4 separate regions of the Mus musculus genome follow, and regions 1, 3 and 4 are each linked to region 2. A link is a loop called in an ENCODE intact Hi-C map of the cell type or tissue named here. Cell type or tissue: left cerebral cortex. All regions are shown on one strand.

Region 1 (8,000 bases), 660 kb after region 2:
AATTTTTTTGTGAACCAGAGAGAAAAGGAAAGGAAAAAAGGGGAGAACTCAAGCACACACATAGACACTTGCACCTTCTACATATAGCAGAAATGGTTACACTTCCTTTCTTCGTGGCTAGCAGCAATTTTTATAGCTTTTCAGACAAAAAGTTCTCTATGTAAGAAAGAATTACCTCAGAGATAGAATGTTACACAAAAGGGGAGTTACAGAGAGGTATCCATAGCAAGTTCAAAGCAGTGTTTCATTCCATACGCTCATAAATTCAAAGCAACAGTTTTTTTTTTAATTAGGTATTTATTTCATTTACATTTCCAATGCTGTCCCAAAAGTCTCCCACCCACTCCCCCACCCACCCACTCCCACTTCTTGGCCTGGCGCTCCCCTGTACTGAAGCAGATAAAGTTTGCACGACCAATGGGCCTCTCTCTCCACTGATGGCCTACTAGGCCATCTTCTGATACATATGCAGCTAGAGACACGAGCTCTGGGGGGTACTGGGTAGTTCATATTGTTGTTCCACCTATAGGGTTGCAGATCCCTTTAGCTCCTTGGTTACTTTCTCTAGCTCCTCCATTGGGGGCCCTGTGATCCATCCAATAGCTGACTGTGAGCATCCACTTCTGTGTTTGCTAGGCCCCAGTATAGTCTCACAAGAGACAGCTATATCTGGGTCCTTTCAGCAAAATCTTGCTAGTGTATGCAATGGTGTCAGCGTTTGGAGGCTGATTATGGGATGGATCCCCGGATATGGCAGTCTCTAGATGGTCCATCCTTTCGTCTCAGTTCCAAACTGTGTCTCTGTAACTCCTTCCATGGGTGTTTTGTTCCCAATTCTAAGAAGGGGCAAAGTGTCCACACTTTGGTCTTCGTTCTTTTTGAGTTTCATGTGTTTAGCAAATTGTATTCCTCCATTGTTGGTGGGATTGCTCAAGATGCTGAACTCCAGAAATTCAAATAACCTCATTAAAAATGGGGTACAGAGCTAAACAAAGAATTCTCAACTGAGGAATACCGAAGGGCTGAGAAGCACTTGAAAAAAAATGTTCAACATCTTTAATCATCAGGGAAATGCAAATCAAAACAACCCTGAGATTCCACCTCACACCAGTCAGAATGGCTAGGATCAAAAATTCAGGTGACAGCAGATGCTGGCAAGGATGTGAAGAAAGAGGAACACTCCTCCATTGTTGGTGGGATTGCAAGCTGGTACAACCACTCTGGAAATCAGTCTGGCGGTTCCTCAGAAAATTGGACATAGTACTACCGGAGGATCCCGCAATGCCTCTCCTGGGCATATATCCAGAAGATGTTCCAACTGTTAAGAAGGACACATGCTCCACTATGTTCATAGCAGCCTTATTTATAATAGCCAGAAGCTGGAAAGAACCCAGATGCCCCTCAACAGAGGAATGGATATAGAAAATGTGGTACATCTACACAATGGAGTAGTACTCAGCTATTAAAAACAATGAATTTATGAAATTCCTAGGCAAATGGATGGACCTGGAGGGCATCATCCTGAGTGAGGTAACCCAATCACAAAAGAACTCACACAATATGTACTCACTGATAAGTGTATATTAGCCCAGAAACTTAGAATACCCAAGATATAAGATACAATTTGCTAAACAAAGCAACAGTTTTTAAATGGCCTTGTCTTATCATAGTGCACACCTGTGGCTTCATCCTTGGACCTGAGTGTTTTTCTTTGAACACAAATTTGTCCCAGGTCTATAATTCTTTTTAGTGTAATTATGAAAGCTCATTGTATTCTTTATTATGTAGCCTTTACTTTATGAGGAGGGGGTAAATTCTATTCCTGATTCTAATTTTATTACATCTTTTAGGCAAAACAACTAAAACCATGTAAAAAACTTTCTTCCTAAAATTATTTGAATCAAATCAGGAATTCTATGAAATCATTAACTCATCTAAGCAGCATTAATTCATGAAAGTTTATCTTTATGTCGATCTGCAGGAAATCTGCTCAATACAGTAGGCTAATGTCCAGAAGTTATTATACTATGTAATAGTGACTGGGAAAGGCATATCAGCTGCAAGAAGCAATCTTGAGAGGAAATTTCTGAAGGCCTTGCTATTCAGTTTACCCATCACCACCATGCAAAAATGGTGGGTCATCTCTAGAAAAGTCACCTGCATGCCTTTAGCCTATCCTAGATGGCTCTGACAGCATCTGATAGAAATAGAAGGCAAACCCAGGTGGAATAGCCTCAGTCCAGTCAGTGTGGAGCTAACTTAGACAAGTGATGTGAGGACAGAAGCTTAGTGTGCCTACAATACTGTGTGTTCAGCATCAGCAGTGATTGGCACTCAGTAGGTGTTTAATAAAGATTTTTTTTGTGTGTGTGAGAAGCCAAGTGAACTCATTATGGTACCTGCTTGGTGCTTTTAAATCATACTTGAAAAAATATTGAGAAAAAGCATGCCTTTCTTAAGTGATGGATTTATTACTCTGAGATACAAATTTTCTAGGGAAACGCACTTCTTAATATCTACTGCAATGAAAGACTGGGTTTATAGAGTAAATTATTTCTGAAAAAAGAAACTATTCTGCTGGAGAAAACCCAATGACAAGTTAAAATTGCACTGGCCTTGGTGAATGTGGCAGGCTCTGTCCAGTGCAACGTCACTGTTCTGATGGCAGCTAGGAAGCTACATTCTTTGCTACATATTCTTTTACTATTTTGTTACATTTAAGTCCTTGAAAAAATCTTACTTTAATATTAGTATTTTTGCTCAAAATGTTCCTTCCCCAAATTGAAAGTAGTTTATTGACTTACAATGTAACGTAACTTATTCTTTCTCTAAACTTATTGAATAAGCAATTCTCTGTGTACGATGTGTGTGGCAGCATTTCTTGCTACCTAACTACTTTGGACCATACTTCATCCACAGTTAAACATTGAGCATTTAGCCCCAGCTTTCTAGGGATTAGATAAATTTACCATGGCGGCAAATTTAGCAGGACTATCTGCTCAAGACAGTACTGCTGAATCCAGAGCCGCTAACTAGTCCTGGAACATTTCTGGGATCCCCAAGATGCCCAGGGGAGGAAAGCAGAGAAATCCAGTTGATTTCCCGGTCTCTGCCTGAGAGCTACCGGGCGACCCAAGACTCTCGCTCCTCCCTCACTCCCGGGACGGGGCGGGGCAGCCATCTCCCTGGCAACGGGACGCGCTGCAGTCCGAGCCACCTCGCTTCCAGTGCACCTAGCTCTGCAGGCAGAGCGGCTGGCGCTGGCTCGGTGATAGCCTCCTTGGCGCACGACTCCAAGAATCCTCTCTAGGTACGAGATGGCAGCACAGGAGGAAGGGACTGTGCTGAGGCTCAGCCCCTCAGAGCAGGAGGACGAGGAGGACGAGGAGGCGGCGGCTGCAAGGAGAGTGCAACGCTTTGCCCTAGACCCGCGGGTGCGCTTCCTGGGAGGCCGTCTGCGCCAGGCGTTGAGGTTCCCGGAGGAGACGTGGGGCCAGTATCTGGAGAGCGATGACCACCGGCAGGTCCTAGGAGACTTTTTGGAGAGCACTGGTCCTGCCAGCCTGGTGTTTAGTGTTGCGACCGCCGGGCGGCTCTCGGCTTCCCCCGAGGTAAGGCGCGACCCGAGAGGGATGCCCGCTGCCGGACTTAAACAGAACTTGAAGTCAGCCTCTTGGACTGATCCGGGTCCCCGTGTGCACCAGCTCTGCAGAAAACGCTGTACTTTAGTTTTCTACAAGGGATGCCTGCCAGAAGGGATGGTTGTCTAAAATGATGTTAGAAAACTAGCGCAGTCTGTGATGCCTGGGCTTATGGCGCCTGGGGAGCTTTTTGGGCCAAATAACTTATGTTTCAGTCCCCGGTGGAACTCTAGAGTCATATCCTTTTAAAAAACGATAGCAAAGTATTAGGCAAAACCCTTATAGCTTGAGTTGTTTCAGTATCTACCAACTACATTTTGTCCAGGAAAGAAATAATCGAGTTCTAACAAAAAGCGGGGCGGGGGACTGGCTGGATTATTGTGGCACTTACTATATTACCCCTGGCACTTGGGAGGCAGAGGAGGCAGGAGGATCTCTGTGAGTTCCTGGCCAGCCTGGTCTACACAGCAAGTTCCAGGACTACACCATGAGACCCTGTCAAAACCACAAACAAACAAAATATAAACAACAAAACCAACAATAACAACCATTAGACTGGCTGGTGTCATTTAAAACACAGAATAAACATATTTGTTGCATAGATTAGATAGTGATTTCAAGGAGCATTATCTTAGCAATTAAATTGTAAATTCTTTTTAGAACATATATTCATTTTTTATGTGTATGTATGTTTGCCCGCATGTATGTCTGTGCACCTTGTGGGTATCTGGTGCCCATGGAGGTCAGAAGAGATGTGTTGGGATTCCTTGGAACTGGGGTTACAAATTATTGTGAATTACCACCATGTGGGTGCTTGAAAAGGAAACGTCTGCCCCCACCCCCCACCCCCAACGTAAATTCCAAGTAAAGTAACCTGTCTACTTGTTTATAGCAGAGGTGTGCCCTGGAAAGTTACATATCAATAGCACTCTGAAAACTTATGTCCAATTGTCTTATTCTCTGATGTGTTTTTCTTTAAAACTGATGGTAGTTCCATGGTGTGTGTGTGTGTGTGTAGCTTGTAATTTGCACAGGCTTCAAGCTTAATAGGCATTGCCTTTTTTTGCTTTCTTTTCCTTCCTTCTTTTCTGATTTTGGAGCCCTTGCCCAGTAGGTTATCTGTTGGGCCTGGGGTTCATGTTGTAAATGACCAGATGTCGTCATTTAGGATAGGTGTGAGGCAAGCCCTCAGAATGGTTGCATTACAGCTGTGTGAGTTTTGAATATCTTTGTTTTGATATTCTCCTAATTATAACTTTAAAAAATAAGTTAGTATGTCAGACAAGTCAAGACACCTTAAACTCTCAGAGCATAGAAACTAAATAGTGTAGTATTTACCAAACCAAACAAAACCAAAAAACCCTTAACAGTTATAGGAATGTTAAATTATCTTGGCTAAACACTTCTTTGCCTTGACAGCAGGAATGCAAATTAACCCCTTTTTATCTCAGTTTGGCTTATTTTCAAACAAGAGAAAAATTAGCAAAAGGGGGGAAAAAACCTTACTAGGATTAAAATGTTCTTATGTTTGGTTTTGTATATGAGCTTCTTACGGTATATGCTGTTGAGGAGTAATGGACATGTCTTTGAGGGTGGTATTGTTTAAAAAAAAAAAAGGGAAAAAGAGAACCCTACCTTTTTCAGGACACAGAAGAGCAACAGAGCAACCTTGTTTGTAAACATGGGCAAGATGCCATGGTTTTACTTCTTCTGTTGGCAATCTGTCTGCAAGTGGGATACAGCAAACCCTGCTTGTTAACAAAGAGATTCTGTAGTGAACTCGAACTAATTATCTTGCTTTTGTTCCAGATTCCAAGAGATGTGAAACACAAGCTGGTTTATTTTGCCAAGAAGATGACTGAAAACATGGGAGAAAGTGATTTCTCCCAAACCATTTTATTTGGAGAAATACCCAGGTCATTGCTTACACATGTAACTGCATTCCTAGATGAGGTATTGGTCTGTCTCTAATATCTGAGTGCTTTCTTGACCTCCAGACACCTGGTACTGGTTGAGCCACTCTGTCTACTTAAACAGAAGAGAGTGAGAAGCCAGGAATTTCTTTGGCCAGGGGTACGAAGTGATCCCGTTCAGCCTGTTTTCTGAACTCAGTCACTGCTCACTAACAATGACTAGCTCCCTGTCAGATCACCCTCTCTCTCACTCTTCCCTTACTCCTTTCACAATGCTGGAAGCATTTACCTGTCAATTTGAACTGACGAGGTTCTGTCAGTTAGCTATAGGTTTTAGGTATCACAGTCAGGGTAGAAATTACCTCACACTTTCATCCGTTTTTCAAATTCCTATTACAAGGTAGTAACTAAATGGAGTTTTACCTATGTCAGAGAATGGAAGGCAGTAATGAAGTCACCAATTGTTCACAAATTCTCTCTTCCCTGTGCTGAGGGTGGTCAGTGTATTAAAGGATTGTTCATCAGCGTTGGGAGCTGTGGTGCTTTTAAGATCTGGGGCTTCCCTCATAGGTGGAAATTAGGTCACTGGAGGATGTCCCTTGAGGGGCTTAGGTACCATGTTCTCTCTCTGCTTCTTCATTACTGTGTTTTACTTTGCCATCTGCCCTTGTTGTGATATGAGGCCTGAGCCTGGCAGGGTCAATGTCTCATGGACAGAACTTGGAAATGAAAGTCAAAGGAAACCTTTCCTCCTCTATCTTCCGGATTTTGTAACAGTAACAAAAACGAACTAACCCACTCCTTGAAACGGCCAGTGGCATTTTAACATGGGTAGGACCTACATCCTCCTTGCCTTGTCAGTACAGATGGACTCAGCTGGCATCGGTAAAACACAAGATGCATGGTTTCTCACCTGATGCTGTCTATCTGTTCAGATATTTTGGATGAAAACACCAAAATGACCATAGAACGAGAGTGGTAATTTTAAGACTTCACTGGACATTAGACTCACCTGGTCAGGAGCAATGGTGAGCTTTGGAATGAACCAGCCCTGAGGGAGGGTCCTCTTACTGGTTAATTCAGAACTCCGGGGGTGGGAACAAAGCTAGAGTAGTTTAAGACCCAGGGGCTCCCTGTGTAGGTGAGAACTGGGAACGATGGAGTTAGGTATTTGTCTACAAGGTCAGTTCCTCGGTCTGATTGTTCAGAGAGACCCCGGTAATCAGTGCAGTCCTGCTGAGCCTGTGTTTATGGTAGGAAAACGTGCTACTGGGTATGTGAGCCACAGCAAACCACTAACACTCCTCTTCGACCTCCCGTGTCTCTTGCTGTCTTCCTGGAAGGATGCCGTGTCTCTTGCTGTGTTCAGGCTACCCAAGGTCTCTGCCCCTGGCTCCAGTGTTGTACTTAGGTACCCGCACCCTACCTTCTTTGTTTTTACTGGTTGTAGGAAGGGTTTTTCTAGGGTTTTTCTAGGGTTGGTACTTGGAGCAGTTTTTTTGTTTTTTGTGTTTTGTGTTTTGTTTTTTGTTTTGGTTTTGGTTTTGGTTTGGTTTTTTTTTTTTGCATGAAACAGGCACTTAAGAGATTTTTACTACGCTGAGTCTTCTGTAAGACTCGGCAGAATTTTAAACAACTTATGCTTTGAGTTTCCCTGCCTTTAGATGGGAGTTGGCAGGGCTGTGTGGAACCTGGTGGGTTCTCATCCTATGAGCTGTGGTTTGCAAAAAGCAATAGAAAACTTTGAAACTCTTCCAAGATTTCTCCGAGTTGGTCCCATACCAGAATTCCCATAACTTTTACCGTATGGTTTGAACGAAAATGTGTATGTCCAAGAAGGCATAAGCCACCAGAGATTTGGGGTTAATTTTTATTAAAATATGTTAATTATAGTTAGCTGGGTTATATTGGGGTGTTTTCTATGCTCACTCTTCGTTAGCCCTCTCCTTTTTCCTCTGTCACACTTCCCAAATAAGCTCCCTTCTCCTTTCATGCCTTTTTGTTTTTGTTTAGTTTTTAATCTAAACACAGTTTGAGTTTAATGTTGGGAAGAGTCTGAGATGGGCAGAGAAAAAAAGCAAGAACATCACAATTGTGGTATAGCTGGCATTCCCTAACAGACAAAGCTTTGAGCAAGAGGGTGTAGGTCTGGAGGACAAACGTCCCAAGCGTTGGCATGGCTAAGGGCACACATGCAACTCGAATAGCTGTCTGCTGGACAGTGGCTCATGGTGCTGTGCTAGGGACCCCTCAGCTCTCTCCAGCCAGTTTCTCTATTCTGTGCTCCAAACAGAAAGCCACATGCCTTCCTAGAATTTCCACCAGCTGTGTAGTTAACATTTCAAGCTAAAGTTGAACTTCTGACCTTCTTGAACCTTCCCTTCTGTCCTTACATACAGTTATCCTCATATTAGTAGGTGAGTATTCTGGAGTGTGTGCTGGATAG
Region 2 (8,000 bases):
GACAAGCATGATCTGTTAATACCATTCTTGCTTCCTCAGATGTGCTTCATAAGGCAAGATGAACATTTCACATCCTAATTCTTTTTAAAACAGCACAGAATATTGTCCTTTCTAATTTTTTATCATATTTTTTCTAGTCATATGAAAGATATTCTAAGTAAAATATATCTTCCTGTTTGCTATAATCTTAATTAAGCAAGACAAAAATGCACATTTTTTTCCAATGTAAGACATACAGAAAGGGACAGAAAAGCAGAGAGAGAGAGAGACAGAGACAGACAGAGACAGAGACAGAGAGAGAGAAGCCCAACTTTTAAATATGTTTGTACTCTGACAAACTCAATTTTAAAAACAAATATAGCCTAAAAACTAATTCCGAAAATAAGGAGATACATAAATGAAATCATTAAATTATTTGTATTTTAGTCACTATAATAAGAAAAATAGTCATTTAAACATATAAAATTTGTATAAAGTACAGATTATAAATAGAATGCTGCTAAAATGCACATTTAATCATTTGAAGTAAGACTACTAACCATTAAGATTTTAATCTGGCTGTCCACACATGAAATAAAACATAGAACTAAACTATGTGTGTATATATATATATATATATATATATATATATATATATATATATATATATTATTTATTTTAGGCCATGGTGGAAAGGAAGCCACAGAAATTCTGTATACCACCTAAGATCCATAACCAATAGTTCACCTTTAAGTGAATTTTAAAATATCCATGGTTTCAGAGCATAAAATAACAAAAGAAGTCACAGCTCTAAGCATCATTTCTCGTCCACCAGGAATCTACCACCATCTTATTGTGAAAGTAGCTCCCTGCAAAGCGAGTAGAATTTTAAGAATGGAAAAACTTCACTCAATCTGACTTTCAGGGTATTCATACTAAAACACACAAGTAAACATGTCACTGGCAATACATCTCATTTAATAATTACATACTAAGTAAAGCATGTCATGTCTCCTACAAAGTGTATATAGCAGAATGTGTATAGCACGATGCTTGTTCTGAAAATATTTATTAAGTGGTTTAATTGCTCTCCAGTCATTAATACAACACTTAACTGTGATACTGCCTAAAATATGTTAATGCCAAGGACATGGGAATTGTAATATATGTGTGTACCTTCCCCAAACTTAACTCCCACCATTTTAAGTAAAATAGTTATTCTTTGGAAGAAATAACCAAACTGACTTTATTTCAAAGTATAAAAGTTAATAAATTGTAACCCAATACAGCTCACTCTAATTAAAGTTGAGACATTCCTAACATAATGCTACAAAGATTATTTTCCAACAGCGAAGAAGTTCACATGTTTAACTCAACCATCTTGTTAAAACACCACTAAATCAATGAATATATCTTTTAACTACATTTCCACCAGCCACAACGATCACTGTTGGCTGAAGTGAATAGAAAAGAACCAACTTAGGGAAGGGGTGGGAGTGGAGGAACTGAAGTAAGAAACAGGTATGCAAGAGAAATGAGTACTTATCAACGTAGGAACAAGAACACAGCTTCCTGAAGTGATGAGAAATCTGATGACAGGGTCCCTGGGTAATTAGGGTCATTAAACTGGGTGTAGAATTGGGCAGTACAAATCCTTTACTTTCAGCTGAATTAGACAATTACTTGAACTCTGAGAATGGGGAGACCATCTACTTTTTTTTTTTTCCTTCTGTTTCAGGGCTTAAAATGAACTGGCCAAAAACTTGAAAGCTGGAAGGATTGGTAACCCAAGGTGAAATATTGAATGTTTCCAACACTCGCACCGAGTTCAGGGTGAAGTGAGCATGATGTAAATCAATTCATTGTTTGAGCCCTTTCAAATGGGTTGCCAAGAGAGGAGAGAAAACTTGATAAGCAGGCTCCAGTTTCTATGTGTTGATTTAGAAATCCTGAAGCTTGTGGGAGCTCAATTCATCTAAGGGAAGAAACTTAAAGAAAGGAAGCCAAACAAGGAAAATGGTGTGGAATGCAGCACTGGGACAAATGGAGAACAAGGAATTTTCTTAATAATAATAAAATAATAATAATACAAAAAAAGCAAGAAAGCCTCCATTGTGCTTTAAGTGACAAATTTAGAATTCTTTTATTTTTAGGTTCAAGGTCTGATTTCCTTTTGATATTAAATACCCATGACGCATTTACAGAAAACTGTTGATGATTCTTATCAAGCTTGGCAGAAGATTAAATTAAATCTCAAAGATTTAGTCCTCTTTAGTTAAGTAGCATGGAACAGCAAAGGCATTTTTTTTTTCCTTTTAACCTTCTGTAGTGGAGAACCCATTTAAATTGTGTCGGTGCAGAACTGGGTGGCTTCAAAACACCAGTGATCAGATCACCTCTTAAGAGCTCAGTTGCTCCAAGCCTCATACTTTCGGCCATCAAGAGAAATGCACTAGTTCAATAAAAGTCAAGAGAGGACTAGACCTAAATCCTAGTGAGGGCAAATCTCAGGTGGCTCTTTGTCCTGGATATGTGTGCCTTTTCCCAGAATGCTGCCCCAGCTTTTGCCGGTGTCATATTTGTCACAGCTTTAAAAAACAAAATATCTTTAAAGTATTGATTGTTTCCTTTTTTAAAAATCACCAATAAAACTTGAATGTAAGGGAAAAAATAACCCTGCTTAGCAGAGGCAAGAAAGATAAAAGTAGAAATGTCCTAGATTATCTGCAGGGGGATTTGAAAGACACTTGTGGCTTACTTGAGAAGCTTCATTTAGCATTGAACATTCTGTTCCTGGTGACAGCGCAGTGGGAATTCCCACTCCAACAACCCATGAAATGTTACTGCATAATTATTCACCTTCTGAGGCCCATTAGAACTTATCAGCAGAGAAAGAAATTTAATTTAAACTCACCCCTCTGTGCCACAGAATAGCAGGGACATGAGATCAAAGCACAAAGCTCTGTCCTTCAGTGGTTTGCAACACCTAGGCACAATAGGGTGAGAGAACGATGCATTCCAGAGCTTCCTGGCTTTCCGGACCGGAGGGGGGTGGGAGTGGGCTTGCGTCACCAGCTGGTTTCAAGGAAGAGACTGGTGCTCTGAAGGGGGAGTTGTCAATTATGTTCTAAAGCTGCGGGTGGCCACATTACTTGTACCCGCCGCTGCAAATCACTTTGCTTTACTTGTGATGGGCACTCTACACACCAAATAAAGTGTATTTTATTTCTTTCCTTCCCCCGCTATAGGTAGGGAGTCGATGGAAATAAGAATTTTTAACTACAGAAGTAACTATGAGAGCCCTGTTTTGCACAAGTGTGCATCCCATAGTGCTTCTCTGTTATTGCTTAAGAAGAGTTTCCACAAAGCCTCAGTCTGAGGGTGCCTCATACCAATACAGAATGGTCCACAGGCGCCATTAATAATCTTCAAGTTTGACCCTTGGCCAATCTCAAGGGTAAAAAGTAGATCCAAGTTAACACAAACACCCACAGGTCTGTGTCTACAAAAGTCCATGATGGGAAAAGTTTTGCCAAATGCGGGCTCTTTTCCTCAGACAGTCTGCATGCTACAGGCACATTCTCCAAATGAGGTACTCTTCCCAAATGGTTGATCTTTCTCCTGGGTCTCTTAAAATATCACCAAGATTTGGTCTGGAGAAGATTGCTAGGGTGCCCTGGTATCAAATGGGCCAAAGAATAGAGTGGAGAGCAGAGAGAATGAAAGTAATAATAATAATAATAATAATAATAATAATAATAATAATAATAATAATAAAGAGGTGGGTTTTAGGTACAAGGCTTTAAGAAAGGTTTATTTCTGCTCACGGTACCATGAGTCTGTACCTTCCTACCAACTCTCTTTTCTGCTAGGTGGCTAAACTGATTCCTAAATCTAAAAACAAACAGGCAGACAAACACAAACAAACAAAAAACCTCCGCAAGCTTTCTCTGTCAGCCAGACTCAGTGGCAAGACGGCTTAGGGGAGAGGGATGCTGAGCCCAAGGTCAGGCTGGAGAGCAGCGGGCTCGGGACTCTGCAGCGCGGTCGCGGGGCACAGGGTGGCGCTCGCTGTCCGCGCAGAAGGTGCAGGCGACTGCCTAGCCTTTGTGTGCGCCGGGAGCCCAGAGAGTCCCAACACAATCGCCACGGACACCCCAGGCTTCCACCGCTACCCGGGAGCAGCCGGCGCCGGTGCAGCTTAGCAGCTGGAAGCTTTTCTGGGACGGCTGGGGATCTTCCCAAGGGCTGCCTGCATATAAAGAACGCCAAGCCGAACGGGATGGGTTGGGGTAATAGGGGCGGCAGCGGAGAATGGCTAGGAACTCTTCCCCGGCTTCCCTGGTTGTTTCCAGAGGACCGGGAAAACTTGAGGGGGGGCGGGGCGGAGAACTCAGCAGAGCAGGCTCACTTCCAGTGAGCCTTCAGTAGAACTTAAGGCCAGAGCAGTCAAATTGGGGAGTGGATTGCAAACAAGAACCCAACTAGAAGAGCTTTAAAAGATAAGGGACTGTTTTGTAGCGAACGCATTATGCCCCAATGCCCTCCCCAAGCCCTCCTCTGTTCCCAGGGTTCTAAGAGTCCGGACTTTGCTCAGGAATCAAAGCCAATGTAGAAACCTGCTTCTCTGCTGCCAAGAGACCCCACAGAAATTAAATTAAATTAAATTAAACACGCGTCCAGGGACTAAAATAAAATACTCTTTTCCTCCCACCAGCAGCAGCGAATCAACGTTCAGCTCCCAGGGAGAGACTACAAGGTGGCCGCGCGCTCTTCCCCAGGAACCAGGGGCTAGAGTCCAGGACACCCAGGGATTACTGGCTTTCCCTTGATCCGGAAGCAGGAAATAGGGGCACAAGCAAGCATCTTGGTTTTTTTAAGTAACAGCAACCATTGTACTGAGCAAAATGATTTGGAAGACAGCACTCGGAGAGGTGCCGAATGAATCTCAAGAGTACAGCATTGCTCTCTTACACATCTCCTCTCCAAAGTCTCCAAAATCCGTCGTAGAATTTTAAGGCTACTTTGGAAAAGAAGCGCGCGGAGGAGCAGGGTACCCGAACCTGTAGTTATTTTAGTAAAATTAAGGAATAAATAGAAATGCCAGCTTAGACACAAACATTAAAGGGGGTGGGGGGCAGAAAAAGTTAAAAACATACTTATTCAAAAATATTGGAATCAAATCAGTACCTCATTTATAAGAAAAACAAATGAGTAGAATTTATCTCTATCTACTTAGGCAGCCTGATGGTATTTAAATCTACACCTTTACCCTATACATGCATGCTTTAATTTACCAGTCACCTCCCCCCCCCCATCCTCTGATTTGTGAAGCAATCTTCCATAAGAAATAAAACATTTATTCTCAATAAAATTTTTCATTCAGTAACCTAACCAAAAAATTCACCGGGAGACAAAGTGTTGATCTCTCGATCTACCTAAGAAGCAGAACTCCTGCTCATTACTGCTTAAGTGCTTATTTGGAGGCTCCTTAGCTAAGGAGCCCAACTGAGAAGTTATGCAAAGACTAGAATTAACAGGGCAGTGGAGAGACAAACCTACCCAGGAACATTGTCCAGTGTCTCCCGCTGTGGGAGAGCAACTATCACATTGGTTTAAATTAGGTATCCTGCATAGCATATCTTAGCTGATAAGTCAGCCTTCACCAAATCAGTCCCATTCCTGAGTGAACAAGCTCTTCTAAAAAGAAAGGTGATAAAGAAGCCAGGAGAAAGCAAGCAGGGTAGGGAAGTGTTGAGGGAGGATCTAGGAAGGCTGGATAGCACCAACCCTTGGGGAGGGGGTGGGGGGTGGGCGCAGTGCCTTCCCAGTCTCCGGAGGATGGGCTGATACATGCAGGCCTGACCTCTGGGTCAACAGCTAGTTTGACTCTACCTTGATCTGCAAGCCCGGAAGCTTGTCCTTTGGTTCAAAGTGACAGCTACTCCAGCTTCATGGGAGTGAATTTCTAGCCATTATCAGACTACACAGAAAAGAATCCCTTTTGTGTGTCATCTTCCTTCCTTCCCAAAGAGACATGATGTTAGTCCCCAAAGGGGGATTCTACCCGCTCTGTACTAAACTAAGTTAAAAATACTGCTAACAGAAACAAACAACAAAATACTGCTGGAGCAAAACAAACTAAAGCCAAGCTAGACTGTGAGGGAAGCTAAAGGAAGAAAGTGAAAGTTGGAACACCTACGACACAAAAATAAGCCCTGCTTTCTGCATCTCCCAAAGAAATCATCTTCCAAACAGTATCCCTCCTTGGCACAACCCATCTCTCAAATCAAGTATTCATTCCTATAAATATGCCAAGCAGCTGTCCTCTTACCTGCCTCTACATTAACTGTAGAACTGGCCTCTCGGTATCCCCCAGCTGCTGCAAGTTTCAACAAAAAAGAAACACTTAAACTGTGTTCTGCATTATTCCTAGGGAAAAAAAGTAACAGAAACTGTTTTATTTTTCTTAGTAACCATTTTTTTAGAGCCACAGTATCCCAAAATAGCAAAGGTAACTTGTTTATCTATAACCATAAGGGCTTGAGGCCCCCATATGTGTATGAGTGAACATCCTGATAAAGGCTACTACTTGGGAACCAACTGTATTACATAACATATTGAACTATAAATCTCTGAATGCTTTTGCCCAGGCTTTATATAGTATTTATAACCCCTCTTATTTTTCATGTTTCTATGCATTATGATATTTTACATAAGTTTCAATGCAAAATTTTCAATTCAAGATGGATACCAAGACTGAACTGAGTGAGAACCATGCAAACAGAAAGAAAGAAGCTAAACTTATTAGAATCTCAACACACTAACTTTTTATTAAGTTTGATTCAAAATAATATTAATCTAATAGTGAAATAGTTTGATATAACATCAATCAACATTTAAAGTATACTATGTTTCAAAGTATGGCTCAAGGAACACCCATTGCTTAAATGCACTTAGACATAACAAGACAATGTTTTTTTATTGGCATCATTGACACCTTTGAACAATAGCCTCGTAGATAGATTAAGGTTTAACCTTTCTTTTCTTTGGTGGCTGTTTAGAGACTTTTAAAGAACAGATAACTCATTTCAACAGGAATCTACTGATATTTACCTCTGCAGAATGTTTAGCTAAGACATAGAGTGCCAGAAAACAAGCTTTTGTTAGCTTGACCCCCTCTGTCTCCTAACAGAAGGTATCCCCAAATGATGCTTTTATTTTAGATGTATTGATCTTTCATCTAAGTCTTGGCCTTTCAAACACTAAACTCGATCAAAGGCCAACAACCTGACTCCTTCTGAAGACTGAGAAGGAAGCAGCAACATGGAATTTCTTTGAATTGTTTGTGAATTACTACAAGTTTTAAGAGGTCAATAAATCCTGGTGCTGAGCTAAATCTAATGGTAAATAATTAATTACATATCTTAGACACTATAATCTTTATCTTGGTAAACAAAGAAACAGCTTTGCCAAATAGATCTTCCATCTACATAATATCTTAAAGGCAAATAATTAAATATTGCCACAAAAAACAGGGTCATATTTTGTTTAAATTAGACATTAAAACGGAAGATAAAATGCAAATGCCCGTAGTTTTAAAAGGGGGGGAAAAACACCAAATTAACTGACCTAGTCTTTTTTGAGTTTATTAATACCATTTAAAATATTACAAATAAATCAATTACATTTCATGCATTTAAAATGCAAGTCTAATGTTCCAGAGAAAGGCTTTTCATTTCAATGTGAAATATCCAAATTATTTCAACATGACAATGAATAGTTAGTTTGCAGACTCTGCAAACAACACTTAAATGTAGTGTCAGGAGTATTTGTCAACAGTTAACAATATCACCTTCAGGAAATACACAAAGGCCAAAGTTAGTCGAGTATCACTTGGACAATTTATTTAATACATGGGTTTGGCAGACCCCGTTATTATGAAGTATAGGAGAACTCTCACTTTAACTATACCTGAACTGCCAGCAAATGCAAATAAGTACATGCGCCATTAAATTAAA
Region 3 (8,000 bases), 1.0 Mb after region 2:
TCTGAGGGGCACGGTGACAGCGTGGAGGGGTTAAATGCTGCGTGCTTGCCTGACAGCCGATTACGATTACGTAACTGCCTTTCCTGTGGGGCCGTTTTCATAGTGGGATGACTCAGACCGGCAGAAACCCACAGTGGGGGGACCTCACTTGGGACAATTATATTGAATCATATGCCTTTGCCCAAACAATTCGCTCTGTGGGGAAGACGCAACTTGTGCCTGGCATCCTTTCACACAGCCTTATTTTATGTTCTTTGCCTCAGTGGGAGAGGAAATAGATGATCAGTGTTGTGCCGGGGAAAGAGCTATCTACTCCAGCTCCACAGGCTTAGACACACCATTTGAAGGCAGCCAAGGGAATTTTTCTTTGTAAAAGTCGGGAGGCTGCTTGGAGAGTGTGTGTATTGATACACAGTGGTTACAAAGTAAATAAACTGGGATGGGTGAGGAGAATTAAGTGTGGGGCAGAGGCTTCAGCGCCGGCTTGGGGAGGGGGGCACTCAGAAGGAGCAGGAATGAGGAGGCGTGGGCAAACACTGCTGTCAAGCCTCCACATACAACAAAGGTGGTGGCAATTGCTGTGTAGCTTGTGACCAGAAATTAATTGATGTACATGCAACACTCACTTAATTTGCCTAATTACAATTTGTTCACACCCGCACCACAGGGCTTTGTTACAAATGACTCTCCAGCTCAGTCCACTGGGTGGAGGGTAGACGTGTCATTCTGAAGTGGTTTGTGGGAGAAATTTGCATATAACATCTTCCCCACCAAATTATTAATTGGTTCCCGGGGAGGCCTTGGTTTCTGAGGTTCTGCTTAATTGCTATTCACGTCAAGGTTAAACATCTGCCCCCGGTAAGTGGAGGTACCCGCTAACCCAACTGCATGCCTGGCTGTCAGCATCGTGTTTACATTCACAGCTAGGGAGTTCATGTCAACACATCCTTTCCATGAAAACAACAGAAGATGTTGCTGATCACCAAGGCTGTGTGTAGACTACAAGAGGGGTGTGGGGAGGTTTGGGGGTGGCTGGAGTGTCTCCTGCCTGGCAAAGTATCAAGAATGGGATCTCCTACTGAGATGGAGTGAACACTCAGCCTTAGAAGGCCTGAGTCCATTTCCCTCTGCCATTGTGAACAGTGCTTTTTACCAGGGATTTTTGTTCCAGCTTGCAGGATAGCATGGAAGTTATAGCTTCCATTCTGTAACTTTGACAGGCATCAGGTCCTTCTCTTTTCTAAAGAGGGCAGAGGATGGTAGCATGGGGGAAAGGGGGATGAGGAGGGGCTGGGGGCGGTGTGTGTGTGGGGGGGGCTGGCTTCTACTTTTCTTCCTCACTCCCACAACCCTACTTTGTAATTCAAATAAGCCTTTCCAAAAAAAAAAAAAAAAAAAAAAAAAAAACAAGGGGGCAGCCTTAAATCTTCTAAGGCAGTTAAGCAAATTTCTCATTTTTATGAGCGAGGATAATCCTTTCAACATCTTCAGAAATAAGTTTACAAGCCCACCACATGCCTGGTGCGCCATGGAAGCTATGTGACAAATGGGGACACAGGGCGTCCTCCAGGCAATCTGTGTGACACTGCAGTAAATCCTTTGGCGTTGGCAGGTCTGCCAGTGTGGGAAGAGAACAAGATCAATTCTCTTCTGGCCTCACAAAGGATCCTTCACTACTGATGGCTGCTAGAGCAGAGGAAAAGCTTAATGAAGTAGCTGCTGTAAGCTGACAGGAATATTGGAAAGGAATAGAGGGAAAAGGAAAATATTACACATCAAACTGGCAGAGCAGAAGACAAAGTGATTGTTAGTGGACACAAAAAGAGCGCGTGGCTGAGCGTTCTCTCGGACCAGCGGGTGACAGCAGAGTTAGTAAACCGCAAACTCCGCTATGCTGCGTGTTTTGGGAACCAAGCTATACCACAGAAGATGGTATCCACTTTGAAAGCGTAGGTCCTCCAGCTTTCTGGAAAATAAGGCCAGTTACGATGAAAGAGAATTCTCACATCTAGGCCTGGGGGACGAGGGGGGGGGGGTGGCGGCAAAATAATGAGAGGCAGACTTCAAACAGGATCTGAGGGAAGATCACTTTTTAACCCTCTTAGCTGTTCCTCTGCTCACTAGTTTCTAGGGTTTCGTTGCGTTTCTTATTGTGGTGTGTGTACGTATGTGTGTGTTGGGGGGGGCGGGGGGCGACGTGTTCATGGAAGCCACAAATCAATATAAGGTTTCTTCCTTAGTTACTCTCCACGGACAGGGCTTCTCACTGAACCTGGAACTTGCTGATTGGCTAGACTGTCTAGCCACAGGATTTCTCCCAGGTCTGTCCCCCCCCCCCGGACCCCCCCCAGCCTTCCTCCAGCATTAGGAAGACACCCCCCCCGCACCGCCCCCCCAGCCTTTCTCCAGCATTAGGAAGACACCACCCCCCCCACCCCCCCGCACCGCTCCCCTCCCCCCAGCCTTCCTCCAGCATTAGGAAGACAGAAACGCACCACAGCATCTGGATATTTTTCTCTGGGTGCTGAAGATGCAACTTGAAGCCTCCTGATTGGATGGTGAGCATGAGCATGATGGATAGCCGGTTTCCCAGCCCGCAGCTGCACTCTCACGCAGTGTCCTTCACTGGTCACCACAGCTGCACTCTCTATTCTTGCTTTCGGGTTTCCTTCTCCGAGTTCATACGAATGTGCATGAAAAATGGCACACGGTTGAAGTGGAAAATGTGTGCAAAGCAGAGAAACAGGATGTATTGCAGTTTTGACTGGTGTATTCATAGAAATAGCTGAGCAGTGGGGTTAATACCTTATGAGCAATCAGACAGAAGAAAAGTGACAAAGACATTCTCCTTCTGATTTTAAGAGATCAAACTGTTTGGAAGAATAAAGAAATACACCATTTACTTAGAGAAACTCAACCTCTACTGTTGAGCTGAGGCAAAAGCTGCATACTTTACAGCTCCAGAGTCGGCCGTACATGTGGCGGTTATCACCCACATGAGCTCCATCGAAAACTGAACACAGAAAATTACCACCATCCCGAGTTTGCCTGAGAAATAGGAGACGTCACTTCATTTCCAAAGAAAGCTGAGGGAGGCTCTACTGCTTAGGAAGAGTGACTGAGCTCTGATGACACTGGAAGGAACCACACAGCTCACACTCTCTAGACCTCGTTAAAAATAAGAAACCACACCAGTGGGCATGGATGCAGTTGGCTCCTGTGCTGACCATCCCAAAGCAAGGGCAGTGGGGGCAGAGCATGCTACTTTAGCAAGTGGGGAACTGTTTGGTGGTTTATAGAATATCAGGGCTCTCTTGACTGCTCCATACCAAAACCTTAAATTAAGTTAAAAAAGAAAATCTTTATTATCCCACCAACATGACTCAGCATGTTGGCTGCAAATGGGATAAAGCCCTTTTTATGGGGAAATAGTTTTTTCAGTGTGGTGACAGCTGGTGAGTGCTTTCCTGGAGGGACATGGGCCACAGGATGGAGCACGCAGGACAATTCACGTTTCCCAAAGGTGAGTCTGAGGAGTGTGGGGGCTTGACTAAAGGAATTTATTTGCCCTGATCCCTCCTCCATGGACCTTTCAGAGATTACACCAAAGATGGCAGATGAGAAGCTACCAGAAGGGACAAAGTGGGTGGGGGAGGTGAGGGGGAACAGAATGGATTATGAATTTGAAAATTGCCAATTATCTTGTATCATACAGTCCAGAGCCCTGGCACAATGATCAGCCATGATCCAGATTTTTCAGCTTAAATGCTTTACATTCAAGCAAGCAAATTAACCATAAAATGGGGGAAGGGGGAACACAAAATATCCCAAGAAAGAATAAACTGCAGATAATAAGCTCCAATCTGGTGTTGAATGCAGCCCAAGATACCAATTGTTTTAAGTCACGACAAAGACAGCTGAATGCTCGTCTTGTGGATGCGGAGCGAGGATGATTGCTTGCCATGAGTATCTTCTCTCACAAATAACAGTTTTTTCGCTCTTAATTTTCTGCTAAATTGGAAGCTAACTGCTTCCCACATTGTCATCGGAACACCTGCAGCTGTGCTGGATCTCTGCGCACCATTTCTTTTAGGTAAAACAGCACTCCACTTCCTTCAGCTCCTCATTATACGGAGGTCTTCCTTTCACTACACTAAGGCACTAATGATTCAGGCAGGCTGGTCAGTCATTAAGTGACAAGCAAATGATACCGTGTGCAACGCGTGAGTAATCGGTCTGAACAAATGAAATCACAGACTTGCCTTTCCCATCATTCACTTCACAAACAGTAGCAATGTGGTGCACAGCAGGTAGCTCCGTTAAAACCAGCCTTGTAAAACAAATTTCCCCGCAGCCTGTGGAAGGGAACAGCGATGACGTGCTGGATGCTTCAGTCTCCTGGATGGTGCCCAGAGAAGTTAAGGATGTCTGGGGGGGGAGGGAGGAGCTGGGGGGGAGAGCCTTGGGACATACATTAGAGTAATTAAGGGTTTCGTGTCTTATTGGTATGGTTTTTCATTTGTATGGATCTCAGAAATGACTGTTGGATTAGCAAACCAAAACATCCAGCATGCATCATCAGGAGGGAGCTGTTAAGAGACTGAAGTTAAGTTCCTAAATAAATGTTCTAAATTTGGAGTCCCAAAGACGTCACTGATGTCAGATGGATTGCTAGGAAGCTGGTGATGCAAATCCCAGCAACAGCAACTCCACAGCCATTATTTTCACAGCAGATCCCCTTTTGATTCATCCGCTGTGCTGAGAACAGGGCAAACTAGAAGCTAATAGGGATTGGGCTTGTGCTAGAACTTAAAACGCAGTAAGTTAGCCCCAGAAAGAAGAAAACAAGATGAGCTGACTCAAACCTCTTTGCTATCCCTGTCTTTTCTCTTCCACTGTCTGACCAGTAGACCTTGGGCTACGGATGCCAGCACAAGGAGAAGCTGTTTCTTCTAGGGACTGGACTCCCATTGAGCTTTGCTCACTGTTTCTCCCCCATCATGCCTGATGGATCTAAACTATGTTCTTAATGGACAGGCTGCGCCATGTGACTGACATCAGCTCCTTTCTGCCAACAGAGAGAAAAATGGAGTCTGTAGCCGGTGCGTAGTTTTCCCTTCCCCAGGCACCCCAGTTCTGGCTTCATATGTACTCATCTGGAGCTTGTTGGCTGCTGATGAAAGTTCCCAGATGAGGGCCTGAGTAGTGGCTTAACTGGACCTGTATGCTGTGCATTTGCTGCACATTTTGAGCAGCATCAAGGCCGGAAGGTACCCAGGAGGCCAGCACTGCAACCCAGCACTGGATTTGCATTCTGGCCTCCCAGATACACACACACACACACACACAGAGAGGGGGGGGGGAGGGAGAGGGAGAGGGAGAGGGAGAGGGAGAGGGAGAGGGAGAGGGAGAGGGAGAGGGAGAGGGAGAGGGAGAGGGAGAGGGAGAGGGAGAGGGAGAGAGAATAAACTAGCACCTGCAGCCTCCCTCTGTTCCCTGACACACTGGACACACTCAATTACCCATAATATGCACCCCTGACCTGAACTCCAAACTTGACCCTACTCTCACATCTGAAATGGTTTCATCACTAACATGACACCAGATGTAGAAAGGTCTACATTAATCTCGTCATGAGAGATCGAAAAAAAGGAAAAGTATCTTTAGGCTGTGCATATAAGATGTATATAAGACATAGATGAGTTTCATATTAGACTCCATTCACAAAATCTCTCCTTGTACTTAAGCAGGGTTCCCCAAATCCAAAATTCCACCAGCATGAAGATAATGGATACTGAACCTGCTCCACAAGTAGAAGGGAGAATGCCCCTTCAGGTTAGGCAAATCTGAATGTTGTAAAGTTGCTTTTTAGTGTTTTAGACTGGAATCTTTTTGTGAAATGGCTTGAATGCCTTGACTCAAGTTCCTGTTACAGATCTGTGATCATAGGTGGATGTATTAGTCAGGGTTCTCTAGAGTCACAGAACTTATGGATAGTCTCTAGATAATAAAGGAATTTATTGATGACTTACAGTCGGCAGCTCAATTCCCAACAATCGTTCAGTCACAGCTGTGAATGGAAGTCCAAGGATCTAGCAGTTACTCAGTCTCACGCAGCAAGCAGGCGAAGGAGCAGGAGCAAGAGCAAGAGCTAGACTCCCTTCTTCCAATGTCCTTATATTGTCTCCAGCAAAAGGTGTAGCCCAGATTAAAGGTGTGTTCCACCACACCTTTAATCCCAGATGAAAGGCATAGCCCAGATTAAAGGTGTGTTCCTTAACTCGGAGATTCAATCTTCTGGAATCCATAGCCACTATGGCTCAAGATCTTCAAACCAAGATCCAGATAAGGATCTCCAAGCCTCCAGATAAGGGTCACTGGTGAGCCTTCCAATTCCGAATTGTAGTTCATTCCAAATATTGTCAAGTTGACAACCAGGAATAGCCACTACAATCCACCCCTTGTCAACTTGACACAAATAATATCTCATGTTCACATGAAACAATAACAAGGTTGTAAATACGCCTAACATGATATAACTATCCCTCGTACAATCACAAACGCATTAGTAAATTTACAATGGGCATTCATATTACTTTATAATCCTCGTTTCTGCAACTGGTTACGTGGCCTTAATTGGTATTTATAACTACCTTCCTCTACTACCCATTCTGTATTTCCTTCACCTTCAGCCAGCACCTCAGCAGGTCTTGGCTCTTTTCCTGGAGGATTGACCCATACCTTCATTCCTGATGGGTCTGCGTCCTTTGTCATCCTGCTTGGATTAGGCTGTTGTAGTTTCCCATTGACTTTAATCACAGGACATGGTAGTACTAAGAGACGCCCTAAGGGATCTCCTGCACTCCAGACATAATCTTGCTTACCACCATTGTGAAGAGGTAATCCAATTTCCCCATGGTAATCTGGATCTATCACCCCTCCTAACACTGTTATTCCTTTTTTAGCCTGTTGGTTTAAGGGCATTAGAAGCCCAAAATGACCAGGGGGAAGTCTGAGCTTCCAGTTCAATGAAATGTTTGTTGTAGCTCCTGGTAGGAGCACTCCCCTCTCTGGAGCCAAAACTTCTAAGCCAGCAGAACCTAGAGTTATGGGGACAGGAAGCAAAAATTTTCCTAGAGGGTCACTAGGAGTGATAGTAAGTGGAACTATTCCGTTTTCCACCCCTTGATTCCTGGACCCATGAATCCTGGCTATGGGTGAAACTGTACCATATATCGAGCGCTGATTCAAAGCATATACTGCCTTCTGAAGAACTCTGCCCCAGCCTTCCAAGCTGTTACCACCTAATTGGCGCTGTAACTGCGTCTTCAAAAGGCCATTCCATCTTTCTATCAGCCCAGCTGCTTCAGGATGATGGGGAATGTGGTAAGACCAGTGAATTCCATGATCGTGAGCCCACTGTCGTACTTCTCTGGCTGTGAAATGAGTTCCTTGGTCAGAAGCAATACTGTGTGGAATACCATGACGATAGATGAGGCATTCTGTCAGTCCGTGAATGGTGGTTTTAGCAGAGGCATTACGTGCAGGAAAGGCAAATCCATAACCAGAATAAGTATCTACTCCAGTAAGAACAAAACGCTGTCCTTTCCACGAAGGAAGTGGTCCAATGTAGTCAACCTGCCACCAGGTTGCTGGCTGGTCACCTCGAGGAATGGTGCCATATCTGGGGCTCAGTGTTGGTTTCTGCTGTTGGCAGATCTGGCAATCAGCAGCAGCTGTAGCCAGGTCAGCCTTGGTGAGTGGAAGCCCATGTTGCTGAGCCCAAGCATAACCTCCATCTCGACCACCATGGCCACTTTGTTCATGTGCCCATTGAGCAATGACAGGGATGGCTGGGGAGAGAGGCTGATTGTCCACAGAACGGGTCATCTTATCCACTTGATTATTGAACTCCTCCTCAGCTGAAGTCACCTTTTGGTGAGCATTTACATGGGACACAAATATCTTCACATCCTTTGCCCATTTGGAGAGATCTATCC
Region 4 (8,000 bases), 200 kb after region 2:
GTCATAGCATCTTGCCTCAGCCTTAGCGGCCCTTGCCTCCATCCAAGCGGGGTCAGGATGCTTCTTGGTGTTACACTGTGGGCCCTGCAGGGAAACAGAGTAGGGACACAGCCTCCAGCAGAGTCGCTTATTACACCCTCGGCCCCCTTCACCTGCCCCAGCCATTCAAAATAACATCACACCATCAAATATTCATGAACCACACGATGCTTCAGCCAGGGCTCGCTACTGCAGGTGGCTGTTACATCAGTAATTGCCCAATACTTCCCTCCACAGCGTAAAATTGTTTTCATTATGTGTCATGAACACAGAGCCAAGCAAAGCCCTCTTGAGTGGATTCCCAAGAGCTAGAGGGAGGTGGTACTTAAACAGGCGCTTTTTGACTTAGATTTTTTTTAAAATATAAATAAATAAAAATAAAAAGAATCAGTGAAAGCTTATTAACTCTTCTCCTGAGAGCAGCAAAAGGCAGAAGCTCCTGAAAAACTCCACAAAGATTATCCTAAATGTCTCAGTTACTAGGAACAGCTTTAGGACCTTCAGCGGGGTCTTAACGATACTTCAAGCTGCAGAGAAGAAAATCACTTTCCACCTGACTGAAGTTCCCATGGAGTGCAGAGCTGGGGGATAAGCAGGTTTCAGCAATAAACTCCGGCATTGTGAGGAAATAATGCCCAGCCAGGTCCCCTCGTTTTGATTCAACGGTGTCTTTTTCTTTCCCCCCTACGGAGGGCTAATCACAGCCCCACTTTGTTTAATTGCAGCAAAGAGAGAAATGTGTTTAAGAAGTCATTCTGGACCCCTTGAAATGAATGCTGGGGTTCTCCAAGGACAACAAACAGGATGCATAATAAATAAGATTTAATTTTCAGATCAAAATAGGCAGAGTTAAAGATTTTTAGCGACTGATCTGGGAGAGATGCGGCTGTAAAGAGACTCCGGAGTGGGGGGTGGGAGGAGAGTGGAGAGAGAAGGGCGGGGAGAGCAACAAGTGGGATTAAAGTCTTGGTTTTATATGGCACAAGCTGTTTTGGCATGGTGGGAGGGTCTTTACAGGACTAAAATCTTCACAGAATGGAGGGCTGTTGGTTCTTCTTTGCAACGTGATTCTGATTTAGGAAGAAGAAAGGAAGGAATCGGCAAGAAAGGAAGTGAGAGATTAAAAGGGGAGAGAGAGAGAGAGAGAGAGAGAGAGAGAGAGAGAGAGAGAGAGAGAGAGAGAGAGAGAGAAATGCCCTTAATGTAAATGAAGGTAAACCTTTAATTGACAGATCTGCCGACCCTAAGTTTCAAACTCAAGATGGGAAAAAGTGTAGGGTGCAGTGCCCCTGTAGACGGCCTCAGGTCATGAACTCCCTGGGTTGGTAGCTAAAGGATATGTATCTGTCCCGTGCTGTCTTTTGGAGCTTGATAAAACTGAGCCCCGGTTCAAGTAATAAGGAAGGCGCCCTTTCCTCATCATTAATTTAAAGTCTATTTCTTGCCCTCAGGGCTCTTCTTAAGAAAAACTGTTTCCTTCTTGCCTTTAGAAAAATTTAACCAGGAACATAATGGCAGTCATTTAATTAAGCAGCTGTCTTAAAAGGCTCATGGGACTTGAAAATGTGTAAAAACAAGTTCTCCATTTCAAAGCCATGGCTACACATTTCTAAGAAGGTTGTTTGGTTTTTGGTTTTTGGTTTTTGGTTTTGTTTTTTTAATAACAGGAATTTTCATCAGGGTATCTAGACAGAAATTATTTAATCATAAAAAAAGTTTTATGGTACAATTTGGATGATATTTTCTTTTGCTAACATAGACTCCATTGATAACAAATTAACCATAGGTAACTGTCAGTCTCATAGACTGCAGAAAGCAATGGGCATGAAACCACTCTCGAGCATCTGCTGTAGGGGGTTTTTCTCTGGGCTAAGTGGAAGATTCGAGGTTATTTAGTGTTCTGCAAAAACAATGTAAAGTGTGTGTGTGTCCAACCTACACGTATGTATCATGAATGATGGATTTTCTTTGCATCTGGTAACTATAGACGTTTTCCCTCTGAATACAGCAAATGACTGTTTCAAAATGAAACCACTATGTGTTTGAATGTTGTATTATACTTCCTTCCATTTGGAGTGAAAGGCGGCTTTAAAATGTTAGGTATATCATTGCCAAAAGGGGGCTAAATAGTATTGTCAGCATTTTGAGAAGGCATAGGTCCTTTTTTCTCCCTTCCTTCTCAAACTCCTTTCTGGACAGCTGTTCGTGACTTAGCGAACTTTTATTATGGATATGTATGTTAATGACAGGCAATGAACTGGAGATGGAGGGCCCAAACAGGCCCAGCTCTTCAGCGCACATCAAAAGCCTTCACAAAAGGAGCAGTAAAAGAGACAGAGATGGCAAAGCCTTCACTTTTGTACCCTGAATTAGTTCTGCAAGCAATGAAACTGATCTTTTCTCCTTGCCAGAAAAGTCTGCTGATTTTTGTGAGTGCTCATTAGCACAAGAGGCATTTGTGAAGATAATTGACTGACGCCGATACTGCGGCTGTCACAACAGTGCCAGCCAGCAGTGTGTGTGCATTTTAATAGTTGTAGTTCTTTCTCTTCCCCCGACTTTGCGGTTTCTAAAAGGTACTCGTCTTCCAAAGGTTTGCACTCCTCTTTGAAGCAAACAAGTTAGGAATCTTCCTGTTCAAAACATATAGTCAGCCTTACATTTAAAAAAAAAAAAAAAGTGTATTTTCTCTACAGTACCCAACATGGACGTACAATATAAAAAAATCCCATTTAATAAACTTGGCAGAAATCATACAGATGTCGATTCAAACTATTTAATTAGAGAATGAACATCTGGGTGATGGTTTATGTACGAGAGCGCTCGACAGCACAAACTGCCCAACTGCCTCAGAGGCAAATGTAGGGATGGCATATATTTTTAGACTCTTTAAAAATGTGTCCTTTTCTCTGTGTGTGGGCACAAAGTTAGAAAGAGTAAAAGAAGATACTGGGAGATGGGATAGTGTTTTTGGAAGCTCTGCCTTAGCAATAGGCTGACTGAGGTCCGTGTAGGAGAGATTCACAAAGAACAGTCCTCTGAAGATGGCAACCTAGCCAACATACACAGTGCCCAAGAATTCTCCATTGAGCATTGGAGAAGTTTTCAGTCAAGTTTTTGCTGTCGCTTGGTGGCCTATCATAGAAACCATTGCCACTTACTTTATTTGCCTTCTCTCTTTTGTAAAGAAACTTATAAAACATTTACTTTATTATACATCCATTAGTTCTTTGAGTAGAAAAGCACCTCTGGGAATTTGCATGCTATTTTGAGAAAAAACAGACTCCTCCCTATGTGGAGTATTCCATGGCTATGTGTAACACACTCTGTAATCCATACACTTGTTAAGCTATATAAGGGCCTCTATACATTGAATATCTTAAGGACTCTACATTGAATATCTTAGTACACTTTCTTTTGGTATACTTAGGTAGCCTGTCTGGTTGTATCAGGTGACACACAATATTTTCCTTAAGAAATAAATAAGTTCTTCCAGTCTAAGGAGAGTAGAGTTGGGTGAGTCATATTTGAACCATCACCTTAAAAAAATGAATATGAGATGTCTAATGTAGCCTTTGGCACACATGTTTCTACTGCATAGCTTCCTGAGTTAAGATTGTCCTAGAGGGGCTGCAAAAGAGGGTAGAAAGAGCTGTCCTCTTCACTTTTGAATTCGTACTTCAATGTGTTTTTCAGAAGCTATTGTGTCAACATTTTCTGGAAAGTTGGCAGTTGAATCCTTGTTTTACCTTGGTGGGTTATTTATGTCCCCCATAGAGAAATGCAAGTCAGAGCGTTTCAAGAAAAGTATTCAAACTCCACTACCTGGCTTTTTCCATGCCTGGTGTTCTGAAACAAGGGAAACCAGCCAGGCATTTTTTCAAATGATAAAGGTAGGTTTGGAAAGGATTACCCTGGGGTTCACTCTCTCCCACTTCTGAGCTAACAGCTGTAAAAGGAAGGTTGCTGCATCAGAACTGCCCTTAGCAAACCACTGCAGGCTGGGTGTGGTAGGAAATACCAGTCATGCCTGCTTTAAGTAGGAGAAGGCAGTAGGATGGCAAGTTGAAATCTCATCGAGCTACATGAGTTCCAGGTTAGTCTGCCTACATAACAGCTTCTGAAAATTTGCATTTTCCTTACCATCTGTTCTACCACTTGACCTATTCTAACTATTCTAGAGAAAATTGATAACCATTCTAATTCATTAGAGACAGAGAACCATTAGATTTCCACACTTGATTTCTGGTCTCTCAGAAGCAGGGTGCTCAGTAACCCACAGAATGTGTTTCTTCTTCTCCTATTCAGGGCATGTTTCTCTGGTCCCTGTCTCCTTTGTACTCTGCTCTTCATGTCTGATCTTTTACATGGTATTAGGATTACTATTCTCTGAGATACTTCTTCTCAAGTTTATTTGAGACAGAGAGTCACTATGTGGCCTAATCTGGTCTCAAGTTCGTGATCTTTCAGATTCTGCTTCCTGAGAGATGAGGTAGACATACTATTTTTACCCTCTCAAATTTGAGTTTGTTTTTGCATTTGACTTTTGTGTTTATTTACTTATAATTACTATTATGTTATATCTATGGGTGTTTCACCTGCTGGTATGTGCACCACTTTTGTGCCCGGTGCTCACAGAGGGTTTCTGATTCCCTGAAACTGAACTTATAAATGGTTGTGAGCCATCACATAGGTGCTGAGAATTGAACCCACCTCTTCTGGAATAGCAGTAATGCTCTTAACCACTGGTCCATTTCTCCACCCCCTACTTTTTATTATTTTTTTTAAGCCTGAATATTATCAGTGGCCCTGATTCTCACAATGTAGAAGGAGAAACGATGTATTTTCTTTCACTCATGGGTCCGGAGGTATGAGTCATGGTTGGTTTGCTCAGTTGATCTTGACCTGTCATGGTAGATAGGCAGGGTAGGGCATAGCTATTTGGTGCATGACAGAAGGAATCAGAAATGGATGACAACAGGGGACAAGACAAGATGCAACCTTCAAAATCCCATCCCCCGAGGACTGCCTTTCTCCAACCAGGCACACCACCTATCAGTGAAATAACTTATCAATAATAGCCTATCAAAGGAATGTATGCCCTCACAATCCTTCAGCCTCTGGAAACATCCACACACAGAGACCCACAGAAAGTGTTACTAATCTCCCAGGCATCTCTCAGTCCCAAGTCCTATCAAGTTTACCATCAATATTAACCCTCACACTAAGTAATGCAGAGATTCCAAATAGAGAGCCTAGGAGATTAGGATGTGAACACTGAGATCATGTTTGAACTCTGTAGCCTCCCACGAATCAGTGAGGGAGCCAAAAGCCAGAGAGATTCAGTGTTCTGATGTTTCCAGAGGAGCCAGAAACCTGCATTGATTTTGGTGTTGTCACAGTATTTTAACTAATTTTTCAATGGACTTGTAAGAAATCCCTGTGGGCTGAATGGCAGCAACTTCCATACAGTATGGAAATTCTAATTTAATTAATTTATTTAAAATTTTTGAGACAGGGGGCTGGAGAGATAGCTCAGCAGGTAAGAGCACTGACTGCTCTTCCGAAAGTCCTGAGTTCAAATCCCAGCAACCACATGGTGGCTCACAACCATCTGTATTAAGATCTGACACCCTCTTCTGGTGTGTCTGAAGACAGCTACAGTGTGCTTATATATAATAATAAATAAACCAAAAAAATTGAGACAGAATCTTTCCTGAGCATGCAAATATGAAAGTAATTTAGAATAAGGCATAATGTCAGGTGGTGATAGTACCCACCTTCAATTCCAGCATTCCAAAGGCAGAGGTAGAGGCAGATAGATTTCTGAGTTTAAGGCCAGCCTGTTTTACAGAGTGCTATCCAGGAGAACGCTACATAAAGAAATCTTATTTCAGATTAAAAAAAAATGGATAGAGACCTCATATTGTTCTCAAACTCCTTAGGAATGACCTTGAACTCCTAGGTCTGCCTCTCCAATTCTAGAATACAGATCTGTACGGTTGTCCCTGGATTGTACATGATCAGAACTAAATCCAAGGTTTCAAAATACTAGCTCAGCATTCTACCAACTGAGCTACATCCCAAGGCCATAGAACTTCTGATTTAAAGAAGTTTTAAATATTACGTTTTTAAAATTACCTTTACTTAAGCTGAGAGTAGTGGTACATACCTTTAAACCCAGCACTTGGCAGACAGGTGAATCTCTGTGAGTTGGAGGCCAACTTGGTCTATATACTACTCCCATGCCAGACAGATTCTGAACAACGTACAAGAGTAGGGTCTCCCATACCATGTGGGTCCCAGGTATTGAACCCATGTCATCAGCTTTGACTGCAAGCACCTTTGCTTGACTATCCATCTTTGCTACCTCTAAATACTATTTGCTTGTTTGTTTTTTCTTTTCTGAATAAGTATTTAATTTGAATTTAATGTTGAAAACAAGTGCTAGGAAGATGACTCAGCTGGTAAGGGTCCTTGCTAAGCAAACCTGGTAACCTGAGTTTGATTCCTGGAGCTGCATAAAGGTAGATGGAGAAAACCAACTTCACAAAGTTGTCCTCTGACCTTCACCACACACACCATGGCACTGTCTCTGTTTCTTTCTCTCTCTGTCTTTCTCTGTCTGGCTCTGTCTCTGTCTCTATCTCTCTGTCTCTCTGTCTCTGTCTCTCTCACACACAAATAATACATTTTTTGAAGTTTTATAATGGGAATAAATACTCCTGAAATTTTTGTTCTGTATCATTTTCTAAGAGAAGTATTTCTTATGTGAAGTATTCCTGGCCATTTGTAATGCAGGATTGCCTTGTGCCACTTGGCATTATATTCCTATTTAATCACCTTTTATAGTCTTCATGGAGACCATCAACTAGCAAAGCAACATTGATTTCAAGTGGAAATGGTGGAGGTGATGGCTTTTACTTTTCATTTCTTTGAGGTATCTCCCACCCCCACCCCAGTTTTGTTCATTTACTTCATACATTCTAGGAAGGCATGGCTAACAGAGGTTTCTGATGTGTTTCTTCCTCAAGTCCGACTTGGCAGTTCAGCAACACTTTTCAAACAGAATTAACCTCTATTCAGGTGACCCTGTAGTTCCAAATGGTTTCTCTTCTAGAAGCCACTTCAGGACAGCTGAAGAATCATGGGAAAATGAGCACAAGATATGCTGAGTGATGGCCACCAATCTTGAGCCCAGGGTGCTGAGTGTGAGTTGTTACTGGGCCAAAGAGGTTGTGCTGGTGCCTGGGCCCCCCTCACACCAAAGCTTCCTTGGGGATGAGGGGATGGGTGAGGAGCAAGAATTTTGTTGGGGGTGGGGGTGGAGTGCTAACACTGAGACAGGAGACAGACTAGTTTTAACAATGGCATGTGAAAAGGGACAATCTCTTAGAGGAATGTCACCAGGAACACCCCAGAAGGCTGTGTTGGACATGCTTAAGGGTTATACCCCTTTCTTACCCAGGATTGGTTTTATTCAGCCTCCTTTTTAAACCAGGACACAGGCCAGATTCCATTATCTTACAGATGATATGCAAGTCCTTAGCTCATTAACATACATGCTGTGCTAATGAGCTCATCCATGCATTGTTCTATAGGGTTGGGGATTAAACTTCATATTAGGCAAGTATGTTCTGAACTAATCCACCCCTAGACTATGCTTTATCACATACACACATACATACATACATACATACATACATATACACACACATATATACAATAAAGTTTAACACATTGAGATTACAAAATACAGTATCTCATAAGTTATTTCTGGAAAATTCCGTTTATACATTCAAACTTTCCAGGACCACAGATAACAGAAAGCATAGTAAGTAAAAGGATAGCCAAGCAGAGAACTGCTGTTATTGATTTGGGGAGTCAGTTAGATGTGCTACATTCTTTTTTTTTTTTTAAGATTGATTGATTGATTGATGATTGATTTGGAGTACACTGTA

What was found. Hi-C counts contacts between places; a loop is a spot of excess contacts. Peaks named below come from ENCODE experiments on the same cell type or tissue, not always from the same donor. Only the 100,000 strongest peaks of a DNase experiment are listed, where the experiment ranks them.
Region 1: a loop joins it to region 2, with 2.2 times the contacts of the local background. A loop is called at or near these places in 3 of 42 quality-filtered maps.
Region 3: it touches region 2 in a loop (4-fold over the local background); 9 of 42 quality-filtered maps call a loop at or near these places.
Region 4: it touches region 2 in a loop (4-fold over the local background); 4 of 42 quality-filtered maps call a loop at or near these places.

The regions. Positions count from the first base shown.
Region 1 is chr12:118,194,150-118,202,149 of GRCm38, reverse strand. Dnah11 (dynein, axonemal, heavy chain 11) reads left to right here and starts at 3,107. Exons shown (of 82, transcript NM_010060.3): 1 at 3,107-3,611; 2 at 5,451-5,594. The coding sequence starts at 3,318. In left cerebral cortex, a CTCF peak has its summit at 3,560; DNase peaks (open chromatin) are centred at 3,290 and 3,755; H3K4me3 peaks cover 904 bases.
Region 2 is chr12:118,851,365-118,859,364 of GRCm38, reverse strand. Sp8 (trans-acting transcription factor 8) reads right to left here. Exons shown (of 2, transcript NM_001379379.1): 2 at 6,787-8,000. Among named protein-coding and RNA genes, the nearest start is that of Sp8, 8.1 kb to the right of the region's middle. In left cerebral cortex, a CTCF peak has its summit at 4,033; DNase peaks (open chromatin) are centred at 4,070 and 7,922; H3K4me3 peaks cover 260 bases.
Region 3 is chr12:117,802,419-117,810,418 of GRCm38, reverse strand. No RefSeq gene overlaps it. Among named protein-coding and RNA genes, the nearest start is that of Cdca7l, 37 kb to the left of the region's middle. In left cerebral cortex, no CTCF peak of the experiment used is centred here; DNase peaks (open chromatin) are centred at 2,623, 3,022, 4,192, 4,654 and 2 more places; H3K4me3 peaks cover 388 bases.
Region 4 is chr12:118,653,929-118,661,928 of GRCm38, reverse strand. Gm31626 (a long non-coding RNA gene) reads right to left here and starts at 227. Exons shown (of 3, transcript XR_382011.3): 1 at 183-227; 2 at 1-84. In left cerebral cortex, no CTCF peak of the experiment used is centred here; a DNase peak (open chromatin) is centred at 3,001.